Linked DNA regions of Homo sapiens: regions 2, 3, 4 and 5 are each linked to region 1. The links are chromatin loops, found by intact Hi-C in ENCODE. Cell type or tissue: heart right ventricle. All regions are shown on one strand.

Region 1 (4,000 bases):
GTGGCTCACACCTATAATCCCAGCACTTTGGGAGGCCAAGGTGGGTGGATCACAAGGTCCAGAGATCGAGACCATCCTGGCTAACACGGTGAAACCCTGTCTCAACTAAAAATACAAAAAAATTAGCTAGGTGTGGTGGTGTGCAACTGTGGTCCCAGCTACTCAGGAAGTTGAGGCAGGAGAATCTCTTGAACCTGGGATGCGGGGGTCACTGTGAGCCGAGATCGCACCACTGCACTCCAGGCTGAACGACAGAGCGGGACTCCGTCCCAAAAAAAAAAAAAAAAAAGAAAAAAAATGAGTTATATACCCTAAATGTCATGTAAAACAAAGACATTTTAAAGATGACATATGTAGAAATTCTAATATGTTCTTCCCATACCCTAACCACTCACCTTCCACAGTTGCTGTAGTACTACTCCTGATAAGGTATCCCTTAACCCAGGAATTAAGGCTCCCCTGAGTCCAGCCAAACTTAGAGTTAACAGCACTTAAGACGTTAATTTTCTGGCCGGGCGCGGTGGCTCACACCTGCAATCCCAGCACTTTGGGAGGCCGAGGCGGGTGGATCACGAGGTCAGGAGTTCAAGACCAGCCTGGCCAAGAAGGTGAAACTTTGTATCTACTAAAAATACAAAAAAAATTAGCCGGGTGCAGTGCAGGCGCCTGTAATCCCAGCTACTTAGGAGGCTGAGGCAGAAGAATCGCTTCAACTTGGGGGGCGGAGGTTGCAGTGAGCTGAGATCGTGCCACTGCACTCCAGCCTGACAACAGAGTGAGACTCTGTCTCAAAAAAAAAAAAAAAAAAGTTAATTTTCCTATGTAGGAAATTGTAAAAAGGTAACACTCAAAAAGGTGACTTTTTCATAACAGAATTTTAGGATCTGTGAATAGCAGGGGGTATTTTTTTTTTAATCCTGAGGCTGGCTTGCCTTAGAGAAAGCTCATTTCACTTACTGATAAGATAAGCTGGGTGGGCCTGGCCAACATTTTTGGTTAAATCTAGGTTATCTCCAAAGTTATACAGTAAAGGATGATTCATTGTAAAACACAAGAAGGAAAGCATTGACTTGACAAATGTTTACTGGTGCCTACGATGGGTCACAAATCTTGCTGGTAGCTGGGGATAGATCAGTGAACAAGATAGGCTCTCTGGGGCCAAGATCTAAGTATGTTCTATAGAACACCAGGCAAGGGCAACTTCCATGACTGCAGAAATAAGCTTAGGAGGAAATAAGATGCACTTTATCCTCTGCTCATTGGACATAAACCTTTGGAAAGCAAGACAAAGCTTACAGGTATATTTTATTAAGAAAAATTTCAATAATGTTAGAGTTTGATGAAGACCCCAAATTTTCCTTAAAAATGTCAAAACCCATTTTGACATACAATACTCTTTTTTCTCTATACTGCAGTCTACTTTTTAGATTCTCTTTAAATACTGGCCACTAGTGCACTAAATGTACTAAGAAATGTTTTTTAATTCTGCTTTTATCTCTTTGTATATAACAAACTTTGGTTGAATCATGAATGTACTAAAAATTGACAGCACGAGAGAGGAGATATTTATATCTCTTCCTGAAGATGGCGACAGAAGACCATATCTTTAATAAAGGGCCACATCTTGTGTACCAAGAGGTAAACTCAAGCTGTTTAAGCAGAAAATACTTCCTTCATTGAATTTTTACTAAATCTTCCTTTACTAAATCTACAAGATTTTTTAAAGTATAAATAAATGATATTTTTAGTCTACAGTTAGTTTAAAAGGTGGACTATTTGGATAGCTTGTTTGCTTTGCAACAGTAGCAATAGAAAAAAAAGAGTGAGTAGAAAAAGGAAAATTGGGACAGCAGATTATATCTTGAGCTGCACATGTCAACAATTCTTCAGGTTCCTTTCTTTGGTTGCACAGTTACCCCCATATTTATTTATCCTGGTGCTTGTTTTAATACAGCTCCAAAACCAGTGGGAAACTGGAGCCACAGTCAGTCTGCCTGGTGCAAATCCTGTCTCCACTATTTACCAGACGTGTGACTTGACAAGCTAACATCTGTCTCTGTATCTTTGTTTCCTTATCTGTAAAATGGGGATGATGCTGAGCAGAATAAGCATGTAAAGGACTTAGCACAGTGCCTGGCACACACTAGACATTCAATAAATGGTAGCTCTCATCACAGGATCACAGGGCCCTGTCTAGATGACCTAAGAAGCCTCTTCAAAACATAGCTTTCATTATATTTTAGGAAGAGGCATGGTTTTCAGTATTGGCCAATCCCAGACAAGGGGAAAAATACTCTGGGGACTAAGCAATATAATTGGAATATCTTTGGACTCATTGCTTAAAATGCCAAATTGTTGAGTTTTTCATTTTGATGCAATCAAATAATTTGATTGATGAGTCACTCTAATTGCCACTCAGAATTGTTAGTTTTTGCCTTAATGAAAAATTGCATAAGCAATTTTATTCAAAATGCCACATTTATGTTAATCTATTTCTTCTTTTATTAGGTTGTTGCAAAAGTAATTGCTGTTTTTGCCATTTTAAAAGTAATGGCAAAAAAGTAATTGCTGTTTTTGCCATTTAAAAGTAATGGCAAAACGGCAAAAACAGCAATTACTTTCGTACCGACCTAATAAATTGTTATATATACTTGAAATTCCAATGCATTTTTCTAATTCAGCATTTAATCTTAAAATATTTAGAAAAAAACATAAAGTAAACACCATTTTCCAAATTACATGACCTTAATGAGCAAGTTCAATTTACTTGTATTCGTTGTTTTTTGTTGTTGTTGTTGAAGCCTTTTTAAAATTTATCACCTCAAGCATTTATCCTTTGTGTTACAATCAATCCAAATATAGTCTGTCAGTTATTTTTAAAAGTACAATTAAATTAATTTTACTATAGTCACCCTGTTGTGCTATCAACTACTAGACCTTGTTAATTCTTTCTAACTTTTGTGCCCATTAACCATCCCCACTTCCCCAACAGCCTCCTACTACCCTTCCCAGCCTCTGATAACTATCCTTCTACTCTATCTCCATGAGTTCAATTATTGTAATTTTTAGCTCCCACAAATAAGTGAAAACATGTGAAGTTTGTCTTTCTGTGCCTGGCTTATTTTACTTAACATAATGACCTCCGGTTCCGTTCATGTTCTTGCAAATGACAGGATCTCATTCTTTTTTACGGCTGAATAGTACTCCATTGTGTCTATGTACCACATTTTCTTTATCCATTCATCTGATGATGGACACTTAGGTTGCTTCCCAATCTTGGCTATTTTGAATAGTGTTACGATAAACATAGGAGTAAAGATTTCTCTTTGATACACTGATTTCCTTTCTTTTGGGTTTATCCTAGGAGGGGGAATGCTGGATCATAAGGTAGCTCTATATTTAGGAAACTCCAAATTGTTTTGAGGAACCTCCAAATTGTTCTCCATTTTGGCTATATTAATTTACATTCCTACCAACAGTGTACAAGAGTTCCCTTTTCTCCACACCCTTGCCAGCATTTGTTATTACCTGACTTTTGGATGAAAGCCATTTTAACTGGAGTGAGATGATATCGCATTGTAGTTTTGATTTGCATTTCTCTGATGATCCATGATGTTGAACAGCTTTTCATATCCCTGTTGGCCATTTTTGTGTCTTCTTTTGAGAAATGTCTATTCAGATCTTTTGCCCATTTCTAATTGGATTATTAGACTAGTCCTATGAAGTTGTTTGAGTTGTTTATATAGTCTGATTTTAATCCTTTATCAGATGGATAGTTTGCAAATATTTTCTCCCATTTTGTGGGTTATCTCTTCAGTTTGTTGATTGTTTCCTTTGCTGTACAGAAGCTTTTTAACTCGATGTGATCCCATTTGTCCATTTTTGCTTTGGTTGCCTGTGCTTGTGGGTTATTACTCAAGAAATCTTTGCCCAGTCCAATGTCCTGGAGAGTTTCCCTAATGTTTTATTTTGGTAGTTTCATAGGTTGAGGTCTTAAATA
Region 2 (4,000 bases), 180 kb after region 1:
GAGAAGCGGGGATGGTTAAGAGGTGGATGTGCTTAGAGGTGGATGTGCTTTGGAGGGAGAACTGACAGGGCCTGGTGAAGGACTGACTAGACCCGAGACATTGAGAAACTGAGCTAGTGCTATGCCTGATGCCTATGGGTGTGGTTAAATGTGGTTAAATTCCCGCATATTTTAAATTTCACTGGGGGGAAACAGGCTCAGTCAGGCATATGAAGCTATCTAAGTAAGTTGTTAATCTGCAAATGTAGGAAGAAAGGAGTGAAAAGACAACACCCCTTTTAAAGTGGTATGAAGCTATCCCAAGAAAAAAAATAAATTATCAACATTTTTTTTTTTGAGATGGAGTTTCGCTCTGTCACCCAGGCTGGAGTGCAGTGGCACCATCTCGGCTCACTGCAGCCTCCGCCTCCTGGGTTCAAGCAATTCTTCTGCCTCAGCCTCCCGAGTAGCTGGGACTACAGGCGCGAGCCACCATGCCCAGCTAATTTCTGTATTTTTGGTAGAGACGGGGTTTCACTATATTGGCCAGGCTGGTCTCGAACTCCTAGACCTTGTGATCTGCCCACCTTGGCCTCCCAAAGTGCTGGGATTACAGGCGTGAGCCACCATGCCCGGCTGTTATCAACATCTTAAAACTCAAAAATTTATTGTCAGGTTTTTGTAGCTGGATGCTCACTTAGTGAAAGCCTTGTTCAGTGTGCACCAAGATGTGCACCTAGGCCAGAGTCAGCAGGCCTCCTCACCACAGCCTGCGTGCTAACCAAACCAGACACCACTCAGCAACACAGAAGGATCATTCAAGAGATGATTCTTCCCCCTCACATATGCCACCACACAAAAAATAAACAAACCCATATATGTAGAAAAGAAACATTTATCGTGCTTGAAATGCAGCTTTTTAAAAGTTCCAGCACATAACCACACATGCCACATGCAACCAAGTTTCCATAGTAAATAAGCTGAAACAAATTAACTGCACCTTAAATAAACAGTAGGCTCTTGGGTGGTACCAGCACACAACTGCCTGCTCTTTTGTCATGGCTGTTTTCTCACATGCTATCCAAGAACACAGCCAACACACCCCACATGTTCCTGAGGAAGAAGCACTGAATCCACTTTACCACTGAGCCACAACATCTGTGACTCAAACTGTCACCCATCTCTGCTCTAATAGAAAAATCCTGAATGGAAGTAAAATCCTGGATTCTCATCAGAGAGACATACTCAATCTCAATTAAGTACATTCACGGGTGTATTAATTTTCACACCTACGTTAGCAATTTATTTATGGGATTTCATAAAAACACAAAAACTTCAGAAATCTAATCGAGTAAGTATATTCCATTGAATGATCTTACAGTGGCATTTAACATTCAAAGTCATAAACCCTTCCAAAAAATGAAAATTAATAATGTCATGCAATCATCTGATCTTGAATATAGTTAACTTTCATGACTATTATCAATATCAGAGACTTTTATAAAATTCAAACTTGGAGGATTCTATCTCTAGGGAGAAAATGTGAAAGTGCTATTAATCCCAAATTCTGAAAGTACAGAAAGTAAAATTTAATCCAACCCAACCCAAGGTAAAACCCAAGCAAGGCATGCCTCTCCCCAGATAAGTTTTAGCTATTTGGTGCCACCTGCTGACCAATGAGAAGAAACCCCCAGGGCTGCTATACCTGCGCTGCAACATCCACCGCACCTGACTCCTGCAGAAGCCCAGCCTGGCCCCTGCCCTGCCCCCACCTGCGAATCTCTCTTTCTATCACTGAACCAACAACTGCTTTCCACAGATTTCTTTCTTTCTTTCTTTCTTTCCTTTCTTTCTTTCTCTCTCTCTCTCTCTCTCTCCTCTCTCTCTCTCTCTCTCTTTCTCTCTCTCTTTCTTTCTTTCTTTTTGAGACAGAGTCTCGCTCTGTCACCCAGGCTGGAGTGCAGTGGCATGATCTCAGCTCACTACAACCTCCACCTCCCAGGTTCAAGCAATTCTCCTGCCTCACCCTCCTGAGTAGCTGGAATTACAGGTGTGCACTATCATGCCTGACTAATTTTTGTATTTTTAGTAGAAATGGGGTTTCACCATGTTGGCCAGGCTAGTCTCAAACTCCTGAACTCGGGTAATCTGCTTGCTTTGGCCTCACAAAGTCCTGGGATTACAGGTGCGAGCCTACCTTGCCCAGCCCACAGATTACTTAGTAAGTAAGTGATAATTCTTGTCTTAAGCTTAAAAGAAGTCACTCAGAGAACTAAAGCACCTTTTTTCCTAATGTTCTTTCTTAATGGTATTCCTTAAAAACACTACTATTGTTCCTTAAAACGGAAAGGTTAGGCCAAGAGTGGTGGCTCACGCCTGTAATCCCAGCACTTTGGGAGGCCAAGGGAGGCAGATCACTTGAGCCCAGGCGTTAAAGACCAGACTGGACAACACAGTGACACCCCCATCTCCACAAAAATAAAAAAAAAAAATAGCCAGCTGTGGTGGCATGCGCCTGTGGTTCCAGCTACTTGGGAGGCTGAGGTAGGAGGACCACTCGAGCCAGGGAGGTGGAGGTTGCAGTGAACCATAACTGTGCCACTGCACTCCACCCTGGGTGACACAGCCAGACTCTGTCTCAAAAGAAAAAAACAAAAAACAGAAAGGTGAATGGGAAGTCAAAGTATCCAAATTATCCACTAGTCTGTGTACAAAATAAATAAATAAATATATGCCAAGCACAGTGGCTCACACCTGTAATCTCAACAATTTGGGAGGCCACGGTGGCCAGATCACTTGAGCCCAGGAGTTTGAGACCAACCTGGGCAAGATGGTGAGACACCCTCCCAACCCTTCTTCACTATCTCTATAAAAATTAGCCGGGCACGGTGGCACGTGCCCGTAGTCCCAGCTACTTGGGAGGCTGAGGTGGGAGGATCACTTGAGCCCAAGAGGTCAAGGCCGCAGTGAGCCATGATCGTGTCACTGCACTCCAGCCCAAACAACAGAGTGAGCCTCGTCTCAAAAAAAAAGCAATGCTCTGAGTTCTTTTTATTCAACTGTTTCACTCAAGTGTCCAGAATTTGATGGTAGAGACATCTTTTTTCTTCAATATTCTCCATCTGTTCAAAGACAATGTCCTTTGTCCAAAGAAAGCTGAGTATTTACAGTGATAGAACCCACTATTTTATTTTCAAGGCAATTTCACGGCAAAACATCCCTCGCTCCCACCATAGCCATCATGGAAAGGTCCCTTCTAGGCACTCAACAGCAGCAAGGGAGTGACGTGAGGGTGAAGAAGTCAGAGTGAGGGCAACAGTATGGAAGAGTGTGCCCATGGCATGGAGACTCCAAACTCCAGCATGCTACAAACATCATCATCCTCTAACCCACTTCCACATGGGACTAGGGCCAGCTGTGAGGACAGTTTATATCACACATACAGGTGTCCCAGGAGGTTATCTAAAAAGGGCTGGGTTTTCTCAAGGTGCTATTGGCCATGCCTCCCGTGGGCTGTGAAGTCATCTGTACTTCTTAAATAGCTGTGGGAAGTTTAGGAAGAGAAGGGAGGAAGGCTTGGCCATCTTGGAACTCTGCCTGGTGGTTCCACCATTAGGAAACCCAGAAAGGACTATGTAAGGCTGACACAAGGAAAGGGAATCTCCCCTTGAAGAGAAAGGCCCTCATCCCTCTAATAGCAGAGCAAGGGCCTGGATTCCACTGGACTTGCTCACCACAGTAGGAGCTCGTTAAATAACTTTTGAATGAATAAAAACAGTAATACCCTGCGTGTGACAAGGGTAATGCCCATGTTCTTTGTGACTAGGTTTCAAAAAGATAGGAAAGTGCCTATCTACTTTCCCTGCTCTTCTCTATTGTGGGGTGGGGGGTGGGGTGGCATGGGGTAGGGTGTGGGTGTGTGTATGTATAAAAAGGAATATGTAGAAAAGCCAAGATCCTCCCCCTCAAATTACTCTTCTCTAATCCTACATCCTATGAACTGGAATTTTCCATAAGATGC
Region 3 (4,000 bases), 530 kb after region 1:
TTGAGTTTTTTCTCAAAAAACTTCATTTAATAAGCGCATTAAGGCATTCCCTTAATGTGCTTATTAAATAGACCCTAGAGAGCTCCCTCACCCTTTGCACCATGTGAGGACACAGCAAGAAGACAGCTGTCTATGAACCAAGAAGGAAGCCCCAACCAGACACTGAATCTGCTGGCACCTTGATCTTGGATATCCCAGCCTCCAGATCCATGAGAAGTAAATTTTTGTTGTTTACAAGTCACCCAGTCTATGGTATTTTGTTATAGTAGCGTGAATGGACTAAGACAAGATCTCACAAAGGGTCACTGAATAATGAACAGAACTCGCAGCTCAGAACTGAAAAGTTCATGGTTACTTTGTTCCAATCTTACTCTCTTTCCTTAAAACCCTACTCTTAGTGTTTTCAATTATGGTGCTATTTTTACTCAAGTTACATGGTGATCAAACTGTATTCTCTTACAAATCCTTCCCACTAAATGCTTTGTATTTTTCCTAGAATTACAAGTACACAAGGGATATAAAAGGGCCACCAAGCCTATTATCCAATATCCACACAAAGTCTGGCCCAGAAAACATAAAAGATGTTAAATTCAAGTAAAAGTACTGTTTACACCAGTTTGTTTAGCTGTTTTAATGAAGAGCCCTGAACTGGGGATCTTAATGTGGTGGGATTGGGGCATAGCCTTGCTTTCTTCTGTGGCAGCTACAGAGTATAGCCAGCCCAATCATCTTGAAAATACGTTTCTTTAGTCACTATAAACACTGCACAAAAGAAATCAGGTGGATCAGAACAAATCTCTTAGCACTACTGGATAAACAACTCAAGGTTCACGGTCCAGCCATAATATAACAGTCCTTTAAAAATGTGTTTATTGGAAGTTTTCAATGGCATAATAAATGCTTTGATGTATTGTGATAAAAATCAATATAAAAAGTGTATATATAACAATAGGGAATTAAAGAAATCCTTTTAAGTCTACATGATGAAATTATACATGGCCAATAAAAATCATGTTTTAGAAGAATCATTAAGAAGTAGAAGGCTCAAGACCAGCCTGGCCAACATGATGAAACCATGTCTCTAGCAAAAATATAAAAAATTAGCCGGATGTGATGGCAAGCACCTTTAATCCCAGCTACTCTGGAGGCTAAGGCAGGAGAATTGCTTGAATCTGGGAGGTAGAGTTTGCAGTGAGCCGAGATGGCGCCACTGCACTCTAGCCTGGGTAACAGGGCGAGACTCCATCTCAAAAAAAAAAAAAAAAATAAAGAAAGAAAGAAAAGAAACAGGAGGCCGGACACGGTGGCTCACACCTGTAATCCCAGCACTCTGGGAGGCCGAGTGGGGGCGAATCATCTGAGGTCAGGAGTTCGAGACCAGCCTGGCCAACATGGTAAAACCCTGTCTCTACTAAAAATACAAAAAATTATCTGGGCATGGTGGTGCGTGCCTGTAGTCCCAGCTACTTGGGAGGCTGAGACACAAACATCACTTGAACCTGGGAGGCACAGGTTGCAGTGAGCCGAGATCGTGCCACTACACTCCAGCCTGGGTGACAGAGTGAGACTCCGTTTCCAGAAAAAAAAAAAAAAAATAGTAGGTATCAGTCCTGGTCCTGCCAGGAAATAGATGGCATACTCAAACGGAGTGATTGAGAAGACTGACTAATTGCAAGGTGTGGGCAAGGATAAGAAACCAGGGAGCTGATGAAGCACCCCAGGGCTGGCAGCACTAGGGAGCTATTTCCATTCCTAGGCATGAAAGGGCCAGAGGAAGTAACTACCAGCAAAACACTAACACCTGTAGCTCTAGGAGAAGACCTCACACCATGAGCTGTGGATTTAGTAGAAGAATGATGCCTCTTCCAACACACAGCCTGGTGACGAGGGATATCCCAGTCTCTGTCCTCCCACCATCTGATCTCCTATCAGTGCCTTCCACTGGCAGCATTCAACTGGAAGGTAGAGGGCAAAGGAGCTCATTAATGTATCCCATCGTGGTCAGCCTCCCAGAACAGAGGTGGATGGAGGGCAGGAGAATGTGTCTGGAAAGGCAAATGGAGACTACCCAGCAAAATATTTAGTGAAAAACAAAGTATTATAATCCCAAATCTCTAAATCTGTATATGTCATAGGTCAGGTTCCCTAGCACAAAGATTCTGAGATTTGCATGCGGGTTTGTTGTGAAGTGCCCTTGGGAAGAGTGCCTGTGAAAGGAGAGGGAAGCTGGATTGACAGAGGGAGAGGTGAACTGTAATGCAGTTGCAACAGAGACCTTGGCCACTTCTACATCGAGCTCTAGAGCTAGGATGGCCCTTCAGAGTTGTCCAAACTGAATAAAGCAAGAAGACTAGACTTTGGTACCCTCTCAACAACAGATTCTTGGATGCAGGCTGCCCCCCTGAGGCCAAGGTCAATTCCTGGATAGAACCATTAGCAGCTAACACTCCAGGCACTGAGCAACTAAGCATGTCATCGTGAAGGTAGAGGTGGGGATGAGGCTGAGGGAAGCATGCTACAACATCCACTAAGATGTCAGTTAACACATGACTGACTCTGGGTGATAGAATTACACATAAGATTTTTCCTGCCTTAACAAAACTAATTTTCTGTTGTTCCAAGTGTTCTAAAACAAGTATTATATTAGAATACAGAGCAATTCAGGTGTTACAACAGACTTAAATAGTGTATTCCTCTGTCCTACAAAAGTTCAGACAGCAGTCCACAGCTGGTATGACAGCTCAACAACCATCAGAGACACTTGGTCGTTCTATTTGGTTGCTCTGCCACCTTCAATGTATGGCTTCCATCTCACAGTTCAAGATGGCTGCTCCAATTCCTGTCTTCACATTCTGGCAAGAAAGGGGAAAGAAAATAGTGGAGGGCACACCCTTTCCCTTTAAGGGCATAACCGAGACAATGCATGCATTATTTTCATTCACATCTCATTGGTGGCCATACAAGCTTCAAACAGGCTAAGAAATACGGTCCTTATGCTAGGGGGATGTCTTAGTCAGTTTGGGCTACTAAACAAAATACCTTAGACTGGGTACTTTATATAAACAACAGAAACATATTGCTCACAATTCTGGGTGCCAGGAATTCCAAGATTGAGGCACCAATAGATTCAGTGCCTGATAAGGGCCTGTTCCTCATGGATGGTGCCTTCAATGTATCCTCACATGGTAAAGGGGGTGTGAGAGCTCTCCAAGGCCTATTATAAGGGTGCTAACCCCATTTGTGAGAGCTCTGCCCTTATGATCTGATCATCTACCAAAAGGCCCCACTCCCTAATACCATCACACTGGGGAACGGATTTCAACATATGATTTTGGAGGGATACAAACATTCAGACCATAGTAGGGACCATGTGTACAGCGCAAGTTCAGGGTTTCTATTACTAAAGAAAAAAGGGGACAGATGCATGCTGGGAAATAACTGGCAGTTTCTACCACAGTATGTATTAGTTTGATAATCAGTAAATTTACAGTAAAAAAGCAAAAACAGGCCAGGCACGGTGGCTCATGCCTGTAATCCCAGCACTTTGGGAGATCACAATTAAAAGAACTAGAGAAGCAAGAGCTAACAAATTCAAAAACTAGGAGAAGGCAAGAAATAACTAAGATCAGAGCAGAACTGAAGGAGATAGAGATACAAAAAATGCTTCAAAAAAATCAATGAATCCAGGAGCTTGTTTTTTGAAAAGATCAACAAAATTGATAGACCGCTAGCAAGACTAATAAAGAAGGAAAGAGAGAAGAATCAAATAGACGCAATAACAAATGATAAAGGGGATATCACCACCGATCCCACAGAAATACAAACTACCATCAGAGAATACTAAAAACACCTCTATGCAAATAAACTAGAAAATATAGAAGAAATGGATAAATTCCTCGACACATACACCCTCCCAAGACTAAACCAGGAAGATGTTGAATCTCTGAAAAGACCAGTAACAGGCTCTGAAATTGAAGCAATAATTCATAGCCTACCAACC
Region 4 (4,000 bases), 550 kb after region 1:
CATGGGTGGCAGGTGCCTGTAATCCCAACTACTTGGGAGGCTGAGGCAGGAAGAATTGCTTGAACCCGGGAGGTGGAGGTTGCAGTGAGCCGAGATCATACCCCTGCACTACAGCCTGGATGACAGAGCAAGATTCCATCTCAAAAAATAAAAATGAATACATAAATAAGAAAATGAAAATATTTCATGCTCGTCTACACTATGGAATACTATGCAGCCATAAAAAGAAATGAACTCATGTCCTTTGCAGGGACGTGGATGGACCTGGAAGCCATTATCCTCAGCACACTAACACAGGAACAGAAAACCAAACACTGCATGTTCTCACTTGTAAGTGGGAGCTGAATAATAAGAACACATGAACACAGGGAGAGGAACAACACACACTGGGGCTTGTTGGGGAGCAGGGGAGGGAGAGCATCAGGATAAATAGCTAATGCATGCGGGGCTTAATACCTAGGTGATAGGTTGATAGGTACAGCAAACCACCATGGCACACGTTTACCTATGTAACAAACCTGCACATTCTGCACATGTATCCTGGAACTTAAATAAAATATATATATATTTCATGCTAAAGTTTTTATATTGTAGGTAAACTTTAAGATTACATAAAAAATAAACAAAATTAATAAGCAAATATTGAACTTGAGCTACACTTTAGACCAAATGGACCTAACAGACATATGTAGAATTTTCCATCCAACAGCAACAGAATACAGATTCTTCTCAAGAGCACATGGAACTTTCTCTAGGTCAGGTACCAAAAACAGTGCCTGGCATATATAAAAGGTATCAAATATATAATTGTTTAATAAATGAAAAATATATACCTTTATTATATATGTTAGGCCACAAAACTAGTCTGGACAAATTTAAGAGAAGTGAAATAATTTCAAGTATCTTCTCTGATAATAATGCTATGAAACTAGGACTCAGTAACAGGAGAAATCTTGGAAAATTCACAAATATGTGGAAATTAACATGTTACTAAACAACCAATGAGTCAAAGAAGAAATCAAAAGCGAAATTTAAAAATATCTTGAGACAAAAATGAAAACACAACACATACCAAAACTTATGGGATGCAGCAAAAGCAATTCTAAGAGGGAAATTTATAGCAATAAATGGCTCTATGCACCAGGGACCAGTTTGGTGGAAGACAGGAAGGAAGCAGGTAGGGTTTCAGGATGAAACTGTTCCACCTCAGATCATCAGGCATTAGTTAGATTCTCATGAAGAGTGAACAACCTGTATCCCTCGCATGCGCAGTTCACAATAGGGTTCGCTCTGCTATAAGACTCTAATGCTGCCACTGATCTGGCAGGAAGTGGAGCTCAGGTGGTACTGCCACTCACCTCCTGCTGTGTGGTCCAGTTCCTAACAGGTCACAAGGGTTGGGGACCCCTGCAGTCTATCAGAAAAGAATAAATATCACAAATAATATTATGTTATACCTCAAGGAAGCAGAAAAAGAAAAAGCCTAAATGTAGCAGAAGGAAAAAAATGACAAAGATCAGGGCAAAAATAAATAAAATAGAGACTAGAAAAACAATAGAAGAAAAATCAATGAAACCAGCAGTGGTTTCTTGAAAAGATAAACAAAATCGACAAACCTACAGTTAGGTTAACCTAGAAAAAAAAGTGAAAAGATTCAAATAAATAAAATGAGAAATAAAAGAGGAGACACTGTGATTTATACCACAGAATACAAAGAATCATAAAGATTAGTACGAACAAACAACCATATGCCAATAAATTGAATAATCTAGAAGAAATGGATATATTCCTAGAATTTATCCTACCACATATAACCTACCAATACTAAATCAAGAAGATATAGAAAATCTGAACAGACCAATAATAATTGAATTGGTAATTCAAAAAGACTAAATCAATAATACAAACTTTCCCATCAAAGAAAAGCCCAAGACTGGAAGTGTTACTGATGAATTCTGCCAAACATTTAAACTAATATCAATCCTTTTTGAACTCTTCCAAAAAATCGAAGAGGATGTAATACTTTTGAACTCTTTTTATGAGGTTAGCATTACCTTGATACCAAAGCCAGACAAGAACATTATGAGAAAAGAAAATTACAGGCCAATATCCCTGATGAACATAGATGCAAAAATCCTCAACAAAATACGAATAAGCCAAATTCAACAGCACATTAAAAGGATCATTCACCATGATCAAGTGGAATTTATCCCAGGGATACAAAGATGATTCAACACATGCAAATCTATAAATGGAGAACACCATATTAACAGAATGAAGGACAAATACTATATGATCACCACATTAGATGCAGAAAAGGCATCTGATAAAATTCAACATCCTTTCACTAATAAATTAGTATAGAAGAAATGTATATCAACATAATAAAGGCCATATATGAAAAGCCCACAGCAAACATTACACACAATGGTGAAAAATGGAAAACTTTTTCTCTAAGATCAGGAACAAGACCAGGATGCCCACTCTCATCATTTCTATTTAATGTAGTACTGGATGTCCTTGTGGAGCAATTATGTAAGAGAAAGAAGTAAAAGGCATTCAAATAGGAAAGGAAAAACTTAAAATTGTCACTGTTTGCTGATGACAAAAACCATAAAGACTCTACCAAAAAACTGTTAGAAGTGATAAATAGTAAAGTTGAAGAATACAAAGTCAACACGCAAAAATCAGTAGCATTCCTATACACTAGCAACAGACTATCTAAAGAAATATAGAAAACAGTCTCATTTACAACAGCCATCAAAAAAAAAAACCTTAGGAGAATAAGTTTAACCAATGAGATGAAAGCTCTGTACACTGAAAAATATAACATTGATTAAAGAAATTGAAGAAGACATAAATAAATATAAGGATATTCCACGTTCATGGATTGGAAGAATTAATATTGTTAAAAAGTCCAACTACGGGCCAGGTGCGGTGGCTCATGCCTATAATCCCAGCACTTTGGGAGGCCGAGGCAGGCAGATCACGAGGTCAGGAGATTGAGACCATTCTGGCTAACTCAGTGAAACCTCATCTCTACTAAAAAATGCAAAAAATTAGCCGGGTGTGGTGGCAGGCACCTGTAGTCCCAGGCACTCGAGAGGCTGAGGCAGGAGAATGGTGTGAACCCAGGAGGCAGAGCTTGCAGTGAGCCGAGATCACGCCACTGCACTCCAGCCTGGGTGACAGAGCGAGACTCTGTCTCAAAAAAAAAAAGAAAAAAAAAAAAGTCCACACTACCCAAAATGACCTTCAGCTTCAATGCAATCCCTATTAACATTTCAATGACATTTTTCACAGAAATAGAAAAAGTTATTTTGAAATTTATATAGAACCACACACACATGAAAAAAAAAAAAAAACCCTAAGTAGCCCAGGCAATTTGAGCAAAAAGAACAAAGCTGGAGGCAACATTCTACCTGACTTCAAACTATATTACAAAGCTGTAGTAATTAAAACAGCATGGTACTGACATAAAAATAGAAACATCATCCAATGGAACAGGATAGAGAGCCCAGAAATAAACCCACATATTTACAGTCAACTGATTTTTTTTTTTCCAAAGGTTCCAAGAACACACGATGGGGCAAAGACAGTCTCTTCAATAAAGAATAATGGGAAAACTGGACATCCACATGCAGAAGAGTGAGATTTGACCCTTATGTCACACCATATACAAAACACAACTCGAAATGGATTAAAGACTTAAACACAAGACCTGAAACTGATTTTAAAAACATACTATAAGAAAACATAGGGGGAAAACTGTGTACCCTATAATTATATATGATTATAATTTTGAAAAAATACATTTTTAAAAAAGTAATCAGTCTCATAATTGACAAAACTTGGAAGAAACCAGCTGAGCATGGTGGCTTGAGCCTGTAATACCAGCTACTTGAAAGGCTGAGGTGGGAGGCTCACTTAAGGCCAGGTTTTGAGACCAGCCTGGGCAACACAGAAAGACCCTATCTCTAAAAAAATTAATAAAATAACA
Region 5 (4,000 bases), 520 kb after region 1:
TGACATCCCTGAGGTTTGTAACTCTGGGAGGGCAAGAGAGACACACTGCAATCTGAACCCCTGCTGCTCTCTGTAACAGCTCCCCTAAAAGCCTTTCTTCCTTCCTTCTGTCCTTCAGAAGGGGGAAGCTACCTGCCCCAGATTGCATGTGCCCTTACGTCTTGGCTTATAGTAAACGTACACATTCAGGCTGCCAAATTTTCTTCCTGACGTGTGAAGAATTCTTGGAAATTAGAGGCAAGGCTAGCTTTTAAGACTATTATTTTCCTATGGATGAAAAAAAAAATTCTAATTTGAAACTTAAAGCTGGACAATGTGCCTTTGTCCTCTTCCTTCCATGGTGCAGTAACTCAAAAAGATTACTTGGTTACATAATTTTTTTTTAATTAATGAACAGTATTTTACTATATAGTATATTGTAATTTATTTAACTACTATGCTATGACTGAACACGAATTATAATTTTCACAGTTTAAAAATAACACTATTGGCCGGGTACGGTGGCTCACACCTGTAATGCCAACACTTGGGGAGGCTGAGGCAGGTGGATCACCTGAGGTCAGGAATTTGAGACCAGCCTGGCCAACATGGTGAAGCCCCGTCTCTACTAAAAATACAAAAATTAGCCAGGCATGGTGACGGGCACCTGTAATCCCAGCTACTCGGGAGGCTGAGGCAGAAGAATCACTTGAACCTGGGAGGCAGAGGTTGCAGTGAGCTGAGACCACGCCATTGTACTCCAGCCTGGGCAACAAGAGCGAAACTCCATCTCTGAAAACGATAACAACAACAACAACAACAAAATGCTATTTATATATAAATCTAATATCTGATTATTTCCTAGGTACATATTTCTATACGTGTAATTATAGGAAGAAAGGAAAGAATATAAACATTTTCAAGGCTTCATCTACATACTGTTAATTAGTCTTGCAAAATTTACATACCAATTTACAATACAAACTGCAGTGCCTGAGAGAAGCTATTTCTCTATATACTTCCCACTCTGGCTACTCCATTATATTCTTTTTTTCTCCTCTTGTTTTTCTAAAAGTTGAGGTGAATTTCATATGTAACATAAAATTCAACATTTTAAAGCGAACAATTACTCAATGACATTTAGTCATTCACAATGTTGTGCTAGCATTCTTTTTAATCTTTGCCAATTTAATGGTTTAAAAAAGTTCTCTCTTTATATTCAATTTTGTTAACTACTAGGGATATTAAACATTTCGCATGCATTTGCAGATCAATGTTTTTTCTTCTCTTGTGAGCTACCTGAACTTTTTTTATATTTGGATGTTTTTTGCAGTGTTTTATATTTCAAATATTTAATATTATATTTATAATACATATATTTCAACTGTATTTTAACAATTTACCTTTTGCTTATAGTATTCCTTGGCATATAATGTTTTAAATACTTCAAGACGATCCTACACCTTCATATTTTATTTGACTTTCAGCTTATTAGGCCCTCACTAACTCTAAGACTTGGTGTCTGTATATTCTTCCAGCTCTTTAATAGTTTAATCCTTTAATCTGCATATGATTGGTTTTGTAGGAGGAAATGAATTTATTATTTTTCCAAATAACTATCAATGTTCTCAGCATTGTTCACCAAATAAATGCATATTTATCTATCTAGACTTTCTATTCTATTTCATTAACCTAACTGGCCAATATCTGTATTAAATTAGACTGCTAAAATCACTGTAGGATTTTTAATTCCTCATTCTAAATTTTTGTTGTTTCTTTTTAAAAAAATCCCTATGCTTTAGGCGGTAAATAACCAAAAGCTCAATTCCAAGAGGCTTAAACAATAGAGATTTGTTGGCATTGATAACCAAATTTCAGGGTTTCCCAAAACAATGGCCCTCAATACCACTGAATAACACATGTATTTTCATCTCCTATCTTCCAGCTCTGCCATCCACTGTGTCAAGCTCACCCTGCAGCTAGATCTCCTCATGGGCATAGAATGGCTGCCAGGAGCAGCCTGGATCATTGCATCCTCATTCACATCTGGCAGAAGAGTAAAAGCTACCAGCAAACCATTTTTTGTGTGTCATTAATCTGAATCCTGTCACCTGCCCATTCTCTTATCAATCACGACTAAGGAAAGGATTTAGATTATTTGCTTGGATTAATCAGGGGCACCCATAGACCTGGCATAGAATGGATGTTGGGGAGACAATCACAATTTTCATTATAATTAGAATTGCTTAAGGAGTTCAAGATCAGCCTGGCCAAGATGGTGAAACCCCGTCTCTACTAAAAATACAAAAAATAAGCCAGGCGTGGTGGTGGGCACCTGTAATCCCAGCTACTCGGGAGGCTGAGGCAGAGAACTGCTTGAACCCGGGAGGCAGAGGTTTCAGTGAACCGAGAAGGTGCCACTGCACTCCAGCCTGGGTGACAGAGTGAAACTCTTGTCTCCAAAAAAAAAAAAAAAAATTGCTTAAATGCATTAGTTAATTTGAAATGAATTGATATTGTTATAACATGGAGTCTTTTCTTCTAAAACATAGCACCCCTTCCCATTTATTCAAGTTTTCTGCTTTTCTAACATGTATTTCAGCAAGGGCTAGTAAATTGTCTTCCCATATATTCTGCACATAATCTATTTACCACATTCGTTTATTTAATTATATTTATCATATTTGTATTTATCACCTATGTTTATTTAATTCTAGATATTTTTATTTAGAGTTCTACCATGAATGGTATCTTATTTTCTGTTATATTTTCTACCTACTTGTATGATTTAGGATTTTTTTCTTTCTCTTTTTTTAGTTTAAACTAGCTTAAGCATGAAAACATTTACTGGTTTATATAACTGGAAGTCCTGGCCAGGATGCCCTTGGCTAAGCAAGAGGTCTGCTGCTTGGGGCTCACACTGTATAAGGTCCCCATGAACAAAAATATAAAAAAATTAACTTACTAAGGAATATGTGTAAGTGCCTCTGTCACTCCGAATGTGGCGCTTAGAACTGGCAAATGCAACCCACAATGCTAAATATCCATTCTCTTGCTAATACCACTCAGGTCCCTGAGAAATGTTTCTTTGTATGTCTGGCCCTGAGTTCTCAAAATAAAAAATTACTGTTTCTAAATGTTGTATTACCGTGGCCTTGGAGACAGACCCTGCTTCCAACTACTGGGAGGATCTAAGTAGGAATGCTTAGGTGAAAGAATTGACAAATTACCTTGTCAAATCCTTTCTCTTAGACTAAACGAATGCAAAAGATTCTTGCATAAGGAAGTATCTTTCTGGAAGTGTTGAGCATCTATCATCTTGCTTCTCTTTGGTTTCCAATTTGTGATTCTAGAGAAATAACTCGCATTACTCTTAAATGTGAACATCTGTACATGTAGCTATAACATGCTCCAAGTGTGATACCAATTCTTTACCTTGATAACTAGATGATCACTTAGCACTAAAATTAAGAATAATTTTATTTTCATGAAAATATAAGATTAAATTATAAGATTTTCAATAGATTAAAGTTTAAATGTTCAGATTAAATACATTCATAAATTATAATTGGTAGTTCATCTTACAATAGACAAGTTGAGATATCTTAGAAGATAAATGACATTTTTGAAAAATATAATTTAATATTTCACATTTTTGCAATTGCTATAATTTACTTTTATGAAAATATGTTCAAATTAGGCACATTTTAATACAATTACATTTTTAAAATATTTGAGGTCATTACTGTGAATAGAAAAAAATGAAGTTAATCTTTTTTTCTTTTTTTTTTTGAGACCGGGTCTCGCTCTGTCGCCCAGGCTGAAGTGCAGTGGTGCAATCACAGCTCACTGTAGCCTGAACATTCTGGGCTCAAGTGATCCTTCTGCCTCAGCCTCCTAAAGTGCTGAGATTACAGGCATAAGCCATGTGCCTGATATGAATATCTTGATTATAATAAACTTAATGATTTTGCTGAAATGAAAGCAAGGAAAATAAATTTTATAGAATAAATTACAACTC

What was found. A loop is a pair of places that touch in the nucleus more often than their neighbours do. Peaks named below come from ENCODE experiments on the same cell type or tissue, not always from the same donor. Only the 100,000 strongest peaks of a DNase experiment are listed, where the experiment ranks them.
Region 2: it touches region 1 in a loop (12-fold over the local background); 69 of 110 quality-filtered maps call a loop at or near these places.
Region 3: it touches region 1 in a loop (8-fold over the local background); 45 of 110 quality-filtered maps call a loop at or near these places.
Region 4: a loop joins it to region 1, with 3 times the contacts of the local background. A loop is called at or near these places in 9 of 110 quality-filtered maps.
Region 5: it touches region 1 in a loop (2.9-fold over the local background); 38 of 110 quality-filtered maps call a loop at or near these places.

What each region holds. Positions count from the first base shown.
Region 1 is chr2:54,702,475-54,706,474 of GRCh38, reverse strand. No RefSeq gene overlaps it. Among named protein-coding and RNA genes, the nearest start is that of EML6, 19 kb to the left of the region's middle. In heart right ventricle, CTCF peaks have their summits at 1,384 and 1,583 (motif pointing right); no DNase peak of the experiment used is centred here; H3K27ac peaks cover 896 bases.
Region 2 is chr2:54,520,535-54,524,534 of GRCh38, reverse strand. All of the region lies in intron 1 of SPTBN1 (spectrin beta, non-erythrocytic 1), which reads right to left. All of the region lies in intron 3 of SPTBN1-AS1 (SPTBN1 antisense RNA 1), which reads left to right. Among named protein-coding and RNA genes, the nearest start is that of SPTBN1-AS1, 36 kb to the left of the region's middle. In heart right ventricle, a CTCF peak has its summit at 1,653 (motif pointing left); a DNase peak (open chromatin) is centred at 1,705; H3K27ac peaks cover 3,883 bases.
Region 3 is chr2:54,175,172-54,179,171 of GRCh38, reverse strand. All of the region lies in intron 3 of ACYP2 (acylphosphatase 2), which reads right to left. Among named protein-coding and RNA genes, the nearest start is that of ACYP2, 62 kb to the right of the region's middle. In heart right ventricle, a CTCF peak has its summit at 2,403 (motif pointing left); a DNase peak (open chromatin) is centred at 2,401.
Region 4 is chr2:54,152,826-54,156,825 of GRCh38, reverse strand. All of the region lies in intron 3 of ACYP2 (acylphosphatase 2), which reads right to left. Among named protein-coding and RNA genes, the nearest start is that of ACYP2, 39 kb to the right of the region's middle. In heart right ventricle, no CTCF peak of the experiment used is centred here; no DNase peak of the experiment used is centred here.
Region 5 is chr2:54,183,303-54,187,302 of GRCh38, reverse strand. All of the region lies in intron 3 of ACYP2 (acylphosphatase 2), which reads right to left. Among named protein-coding and RNA genes, the nearest start is that of ACYP2, 70 kb to the right of the region's middle. In heart right ventricle, no CTCF peak of the experiment used is centred here; no DNase peak of the experiment used is centred here.